Regions from separate parts of the Homo sapiens genome. Here region 2 is linked to region 1. The links are chromatin contacts, found by Hi-C or POLR2A ChIA-PET in ENCODE. All regions are on one chromosome and are shown on one strand. The core of a region is the stretch at or near the end of the contact, and the rest is flanking DNA. Distances in the headings are between cores, read along the strand shown.

Region 1 (4,151 bases), core at 1,045-3,544:
CATATCTTTTCCTGACATTGAAACCCTGTGGGGCAGGGATACCAGCCAACATGACTTGGTCTGTGACTGCCAGCTCTTCCCCAGAGGTAGGGGGTCACCCTTCCTGCTTAGAGTGTTCCCCAGACTCTGAATTACCCTGCTTACAGCGTGATCCTGCTTGTCCTCTTCCTGCTCTAAATGTTTCCAGTAAGCTGCAGAGTACATGCAAAGTCCTTTCAGACACTTTGGCAACTAGTGAGTCATGTATACAAAGAACTATTCAAAGCAAAATGTGGCCAGTTCTCTAAGAGAGTAGTGAAAAGATGTTTGGAGAACAGAGATAAAGGCATGCAACATCTGGCTGGGAGTATGAGAGCAGACAACCAATTCAGGGACTATCAAACACCCAGGACAAGCTTAAGTATAGGATGAATAATGACAGTAACAGTGATAATAATAACAACAGCTGACACACATCGTACTTACCATGAACCAGGCCCTGTTCTAAGAACTTTATATTAATCAATTCAATAAATCTTCACAACACCCTTTCAAGTAGATATAATTATTTTCCTCCTTTTAGAGATGAAGTTAAGTAGCTTGCCTAAGGTTACAGAGTAAGAAAGTGGCAAAATAAGTCTGGGTTCCTATCACAGAGGGTCTTAAAAGCCAGGTACAGTGATAGCCTTGACTTACAGTCTGTGAGTACCTGGTTCATCTTTCCCAATGGACTCAAACATTCTGAGAGCAGGTCTGTGTCTAGTTCACCTTCGTGTTTTTTAGAACACCTAGGTGGGCTCTATACTTAGGTAGAAGCCAAATATCTGTCCTCTTTGAATAGACTATCTTTTCCTTTAGTAAACAAGCATCTGAAAACAGTGTGTTACTGGAGGGCGCCTTGGCAAGAGCCTGTGGTACTAGCTACTCCTCCAGAGGCTGAGGCAAGAGGATTGCTTGAGCCTAGGAGTTTTAGGCTGCAGTGCCCTATGCATTCCATGCTTGAGCAACACAGGGGGATTCTGTCTAAAATAAATAAATCAATAAATAAAAGCAGTGTGTTACTGCAATGAGCATTGTTATATAAATACACAGTCTTCCACAGAAGTTACAGCACTAGACAGGAAGTTATGGATCTGACTAATTGAGGCTTTCACCTCTGACTCAGTGTGTGACTCTGGCAAGTGACCTAATGGCTCCAAGCTACAGATTTTCCAATGGTAAAAGAGAGGAAAACAGGTATCCAACATATTCCACCAGGACATACTGAGAATATAATAATAACAATAAATAAATACACATTTTAAGTTCTTGCAATACTTAAGAGGAAAGGTACTACAAGAAACCAAGATATTTTTCTTAGTGTCACCATAATTTCAGTATCAACAGATATGCATTAGGAGCCAAATATTCTAGACATTATGGGATTACAACAGAACAGATGAAAACAAATCTCTGCTAGTCTCTGTTTTATAGGCTATTATGGACAAGGTCAGTTTCAGTGGTCAACACAGAGCTTATTTAACAGAACATCAAAATGGGGGTGAACGTTAGAGCTCACCTGGATTTTATATATATATATATATATATATATATATATATATATATATATATATATATGTATGTATGAGAGACAGAGAGAGATCCAAAAGGGGTTAATAATACGGAAACAACTGTCCTCAAAGAAAAGAACCGGCTCTGGGTTTGAGTCTCAGTGGAAGAGTTTACCATCTGTGCGACCTGGGGCCAGTCACTTAGCTTTTCCAAGCCAATTTCCTTCCCTCTAAAATAGTGATAGTAACGATCTACTTCAAAGCGCTCGTGCTTGAAAAACTTTAATCCAGTGGCTGGCTAAGCACCAGAAGTCAACTATTACTATTGTTATCGCTGCAGGAGCAAGGTATTTTCTGGCTCTTTCTCTATAAGAAAAACCACTGTTTCTCCAGTTAGGCTGCATTCATGAGGCCGAAGCAGAAACCCAAGTGCTTTAAAAAGCTCGGAGACCGGTGCTGCAGAAACATGAACCCAGTCATCCAGGGCTTTGGTTAAAGCACAGCCCCCTCGGCAAAGCCCACCTTTCATTTCCTTCCCTTCCATTTCGGGAAAGCCAAGCTCCCCCTACGCGTTCGGTTATCTTATTTTCTTGCCTCGCCAGGTCGCTGGCCTGTCTCTGGCTTCTCTCCGCGACCTCTCGGTCGTGCAGGCTCCGCGGCAGCGAAGCGGCTGGGGCTGGCGCCTCGCTTCCTCAGCGCTCCATTCTTCCCCTCGGCTCCCGCCGGCCGCAGCCGCCTTCCGCAGCCGGGGTTCCCGCCGGGATTGACGCGCTGGGGGAGGAGCGGTTTCTCGTTGCGCGCCTCTAAGGAACATTACGGCAGGGCTCGTTCCTGGCTCCGGCCGCCAGCCCCAGCCTCCCAGGTCCGGAGCCCGGACTGGCGGAGGCCGCGAGGGAGGGAGCACGAGCGAGGAGGCACGCGCCCGCCGGTCCGCACCCGGCCCGCCGCAGCCGCCGCCGCCGTCGCCGTCGCCGCAGCAGCCATGGCCGAGCGCCGCGCCTTCGCCCAGAAGATCAGCAGGTAAATATCCGGCGTGGGGCGCGCCGCCGCCGCCGCCCGAGAAAGAGCCGCGGAGTCCTCCCAGGCCTGGCCTAGGAGGCGGGTGGGTGTGGCGGGGCCGGCACCGGGATCCCGCGGCCTGGCTCGCGGCGGGGCGGAAGGGGTTCGGGGTGGCTGAGGGGGTAGCGGAGGCCTCGCGCCGCCCTCGAACCCCGGCCTTCAGCCCGCGCCCGCCGCTGAGCCTCGGCAGGGAGCGGAGAGGGCCGCGGACTCCAGCGCGCCCGCCTCCTCCTGCTCCTCGGCGGCCCGGGCCTGGACTTCTGCGGAGGTTTATGGAAGGGCGGTCGGCCGCTTCCCAAATTCTTTGTGTTCCCACCCCCGGGCTCGTCGGGGGCCGCCGCGGCGTTTCGCCCCCTCCCGTCTCTCCGCCCACCCCTCTTGGCCCCTAGAGGGTGCGGGGTCCGCCCTCCTCCACCCCAACAAAAGGAGAAACGCGCGGCGGCTCGGGGCGGGTGGGAGGCCGCCCCTCCTTCACGCGTCTCTCTCTTCCTGAGAAATCTGACAGGAACCCTCTTTGCACCCTCGGGCCAGGTTCAAAGTGGACTTGTGCGTCCAGGATTGAAAACGTGTGGACAGAATGAAAAGTTGAGAGCTGCGGGCTGCACCTTCGGTGTGCAGCTGCCGAATCCCTGACGGATTGCAGGCTGAAGCTTGTTCTGAGTTCGCCTGTGAATTTAACTGTGCGCCTGTGTTTCTCAGAGCACCCGAGAAGATGGATGATAGGCAGTGTTCTTTATACACTGACATCCTTTTATATGTTAGCAGTCTTGAAGTAAAGCAAGTGATTGCAGTCTTGAAGTAAAGCAAGTGATTGAGGTGGAGGTTTCAAAGCCTTTCACCTACTTGTGGTGGTTGGTTGCCACCTTTCTCCCACCCGCCAAATAAAAATTAAATGACAGAGGACTCTAATATTTGTAGAATTTCTTTGTGGAGTATACTTATGTATGAGACAGTAGACATTTTTGTTTTAATAAAATCATATTTGTGTGAATTATGATGTCCCAAGAAAAGAAGCATTCATATTAAATTACCTTTTTTTGTTTTGGGGCAGTTGTAGTTCTGTGGCTCTGAGTCTTTTTAGTTTGCTGACATTTCTTTAAAAATTTTGGGCCGGATGCAGTGGCTCAGGCCTGTAATCCCAGCAGTTTGGGAGGCCGAGGCAGGAGGATCGCTTGAGGCCAGGAGTTCAAGACCAGCCTGGGCAACATAGCGAGTCCCCCCCACCCCATCTCTGCAAAAAAATTAGCCAGGTGTGGTGTTGCACCTGTCGTCCTAGCTGCTTTCGAGGCAGAGGCTTTTTTTTTTCTTTCTTTCCAGCGTTCTAGCACTTTTTTTTTCCTGAAGGGGCAAAATAGCAAGTGTTTAAGAGCATGGGCTCTACTCTCAGACCCCGACATGGGTTCAAATCCTGATTGGTATTTTCTAGCTTGGGACTTTGGCCAAGTTGTTGGGCCAAATTTCCGTTTCCTCGTCTGGCAAATGAGAATAATAATAGGACCCAGCTCATAGTGTTGTTGTGAACATTAAGTGGCATAATTTGTGTAATGTGCGTAGGATAGTACA
Region 2 (4,151 bases), core at 931-3,430, 110 kb before region 1:
AGAGCAATTTGTTTCAAACAGGAATATCATAACCAGATTCAGTAGGTTTGTTTGTTTTACTTCAATAGCAGCATGGAGAAGAACATGGAAAGGAATAAAAGTAGATAATGAGTTTACCACTACAGGTTGAGTATCCCTTATCCAAAATGCTTGGGACTGGAAGTGTTTGGATTTCTTTTTTTTTTTTTTTAATATTTGCATTATGTATACTTACTAGTTGAGGATCGTTAATCCGAAAATCCAAAATCCAAAATGCTCCAATGAGCATTTCCTTTGAGCATCATGTTGGCACTCAAGAGGTTACAGATCCTGGAAAATTTCAGATTTCTGATTTTCGGATTAAGGATGCTCAACCTGTATTATACAGGACTAGGAGATGATAGCTTGGACTGGAGCAGTGAAGATGGAGAAATGGACATCTGAGGAAACATGTAGAAAATTCAGTAAGTCTTGGTGATACAATGGATATGGAAGGTAAAGAACAGGGATATGCCAAAGATATACCCAGGCTTTGGTGTGTGAAACTAAACAGATGGTGCCAATCACTGAGATAGGAAACATCAGGAGAGGGAGAGGTTAGAGGGAGAAGATTATGAATTTGATTTGAGATATGTGGTATTTAAGATGTCTCTGAGAAACACAAGCAGAGAGTAGTTCTTTTCTTTTTTTCTTTTTTTTTTTTTTTTTTTTTTTTTTTGGAGACAGAGTCTTGCTCTGTCCCCCAAGCTGGAGTGCAGTGGCGCAATCTCAGCTCACTGCAAGCTCCGCCTCCCCGGTTCATGCCATTCTCCTGCCTCAGCCTCCCGAGTAACTGGGACTCCAGGCGCCTGCCACCACATCCGGCTAATTTTTTGTACTTTTAGTAGAGACGGGTTTTCACCGTGTTAGCCAGGATGGTCTCCATCTCCTGACCTCGTGATCCGCCCGCCTCGGCCTCCCAAAGTGCTGGGATTACAGGCGTGAGCCACTGCGCCGGCCTTCTTTTTTATTTTTTTTTTAAGATGGAGTCTCGCTCTGTCTCCCAGGCTGGAGTACAGTGGCAACATCTCGGCTCACTGCAATCTCCGCCTCCCAGCAGGCTGGTCTTGAACTCCTGACCTCGTGATCCACCCACCTTGGTCTCCCAAAGTGCTGGGATTACAGGCGCGAGCCACCACGCCCTGCCATTCTTTTCTTTAATCATTAGATAAATTATTGCCAGGCACTGTTCTAGGCACTGCAGGTACAGCTGAGAACAAAGGCAATGAAATACCTGTTCTCTTGGAATTTACACTCTAGATATATTCTCGGGATGTCAATCAACTAGGCAGTTGGATATATAGATCTGGAGCTCAAAGGAGAGGTCTGGGCTAGGCATATTAATTTGAGAACTGCTGACGCATAAACGAGAATGAAAGCTATAAACACATTCCTCAAGGACTCTGTTTTTTTTGTTTATACCCCTAGCACTTGGCATAGTTCCTGGTACTTAAGGATGATATTTAAGGCCCTTCATGAAATAACCTCTGCCTACTTACTCAGCTTCCTCTTTTACTACTTCACATGCAGCATATGCTGAAACCACATTTAATATTAATATCAAAGCTTCCTGAACTTGGTATGTTATCTGGTACCTCATGCCTTTGCATCTGTTCCCTCTAACTCAAGTGCCTTACTGCTCACCCTCACTGTATGATGACCTTACTATCATGGAGTCCCTGAAACCCAGCTTTGGTTTCACTTCCTCTGGTAAGACTGGTAAGATTTCCTGACTGCCCTCTCTAAACTTTAAACTAAGATAGGTATCCTTCTCTTAGTTCTCATAGGATCCTACGTTTTCCTGTATCACCACATTCATTGCACTATACTGTAACTGACTGTTCTTAAATTCTGCCTGGCACAGAATTGGTTCTCAAAAATATTTATTAAAGGAATCAGTGAACTGATATGAAATATAGGTATATCACTAGCAGCACTCTCACCAGAATTAGAATTTTTTTTTAACTGACACTAGAATAAAGAAAAGGAAAGACGAATTTTCCTCAAGAAAACTGCATACATAATTTAGCAAAATCTGGAAAAGCAAGAAAAGGAAAAGAGTTTATAAAATGTGTGAATTATATATAGTGCATCCACATGATGGATTATGCATCCATTAAAAATGTCTCCTAAAATGGGGAAACACTATGCAGAATCTGAAACTTATGTGTCATATGACACAGGCAAGCGCAGGGACAGCGAAGGGGGAATGAAGGGAGTTAGAAAGTAAGAAAGAAGTACAGCAAAATGTTAAAAGTAGTTTCTCTGTGGTTATTTTTATACCACAGTTGCCCACATTTTCCAAATCTTATACAAAAACATTTATTATTTTTAGAATTTAAAAAAATTATTTTTAAAAAGCCACCAAGCTTGGTCTTCTAGATCCAAAATTTTTTAATGAGAGTATGTGCATGCAGGTATCTTCTTTCTAAGTCTGAAAGAAAGAAGGCCACAGGGAAGACTTTTTGGTTCAGACAGTTCTCATCACCAGCCATCCAGAATACTCTGGACAGTCCTCAGCAAGTGTGAAAACCAAGATGCCTTAATCTGGATGGGGAAAAAATGAAGACAGTGAGCAATTAGACATGTTATATGGGGAAGTCTATATCTTAGATAATGATGCCTAAGTAAATACAAAAGCAAGATAAGATGCTGTGACAAATCCATGGAGGCAGAGAGTGGAAGGATGGTTACCAGCGGCTAGGAAGGGTAATGAGAAGGTTGGGGAGAGGTGGGAATGGTTAATGGGTACAAAAAAAAAAAAATAGAAAGAATGAATATGACCCAGTATTTGATAGCACAACGGGGGATTATAGTCAATAATAATTTAATTGAACATTTAAAAATAACTAAAAGAGCATAACTGGATTGTTTGTAATACAAAGGATATATGCTTGAGGGAATGGATACCCCATTTTTCATGATGTAAGTATGACACATTTCATGTCTATATCAAAACATCTCATGTACCCCATAAATATATACACCTACTATGTACCCACAAAAATTAAAATTAAAAATTAAGATGCTGTGATAGATACAGAAATTAATGAAACAAATATTCTAACCTCAAAGGCACTTGGAGTGGAATAAATTGTTGAGTTGTTATTTCATTATTTTTGGTCAAAACTCCTGCTATGTAGCTACACTATTTACTCAGAGTAACTTTACCCCCAAACTTGAAACAATTGAAATGCCTCTGGGACACATCCTTAACTATTCTATGAAAATACTTTCATTATCATTGTTAGATAGAGTAGTTGAGAACGATAAAATTATTTTCGTAAGGTTAAACTAAAGATGAGTTGTTGCTAGTTTAATAAATAATTCAGCATAGTTACTTTTCATATGACTAAAATTAAATTCCATTTTTCTGTAAAGACTGAAACCCACTTTATTTCTGTAACAAAAATTTAAATGGAGCCTGGTGTGGTGGCTCACACCTGCAATCCCCACACTTTGGGAGGCTGAAGGGGAGAAATGCTGGAGCCGAGTTTTCAAGACCAGCCTGGACAACATAGTGAGTTTTTCTCCCTATAAAATTAAAAATTAGCCAGACATGGTGGCGTGTGCCTACAGTCCCAGCTACTGGTGAGGTTGGGGGATCACTTGAGCTGGCTGCAGTAAGCGATGATTGTGCTACTGCACTCCAACCTGGACGACAGAACAAGATACTGTCTCAAAAATAAATAAATAGCCAGGGGCGGTGGCTCACGCCTATAATCCCAGCACTTTAGGAGGCCAAGGTGGGTGGATCACGAGGTCAGGGGTTTGAGACCAGCCTGACCAACATGGCGAAACCCCATCTCTACTAAAAATATAAAAATTAGCCAGGCATGGTGGTGCATGCCTGTAATCCCAGCTACTCAGGAGGCTGAGGCAGGAGAATCACTTGAACCTGCGAGGCAGAGCTTGCAGTGAGCCAAGACTGTGCCACTGCACTCCAGCCTGGGCAACAGAGCAAGACTCTGTCTCCAAAAAAAAAAAACAAATATTAAAATGGCTGTTTCTAAAAATCTTAACTTTGGAGAAATCAGAGATTATTTTGAAAGATGATCCCTTGAGCCATGTTGGAAAGTATCACAAATTGAGACACTTTATAAAGGATAACCAAAAATTCCGATTGAAGAGGA

What was found. Hi-C counts contacts between places; a loop is a spot of excess contacts on that map. ChIA-PET counts read pairs that join two places held with the same protein, here RNA polymerase II (POLR2A). Pooled maps may share reads with other maps.
Region 2: a pooled map shows a loop between it and region 1 (2.6-fold over the local background). The contact joins the enhancer-like site here to the promoter of DOCK7-DT in region 1. A Hi-C loop is called at or near these places in 2 of 37 single-sample maps with no recorded cell type and 4 of 50 pooled maps. POLR2A ChIA-PET finds 5 or more read pairs at or near these places in 1 of 52 experiments (B cell).

Annotation. Positions count from the first base shown.
Region 1 is chr1:62,686,625-62,690,775 of GRCh38, reverse strand. DOCK7-DT (DOCK7 divergent transcript) reads right to left here and starts at 2,294. Exons shown (of 2, transcript NR_185999.1): 1 at 2,124-2,294. DOCK7 (dedicator of cytokinesis 7) reads left to right here and starts at 2,390. Exons shown (of 50, transcript NM_001367561.1): 1 at 2,390-2,549. The coding sequence starts at 2,512. RefSeq lists an enhancer at 984-1,278 and a silencer at 2,288-3,037.
Region 2 is chr1:62,798,505-62,802,655 of GRCh38, reverse strand. The region is part of intron 1 of ATG4C (autophagy related 4C cysteine peptidase); the gene reads right to left. Among named protein-coding and RNA genes, the nearest start is that of ATG4C, 16 kb to the right of the region's middle. RefSeq lists an enhancer at 1,766-1,815. Within about 2 kb of position 2,180, at least 3 of the 41 ENCODE cell types and tissues checked have a DNase peak (open chromatin) inside an H3K27ac peak, as active enhancers do; they include B cell, where a contact is called at or near this core.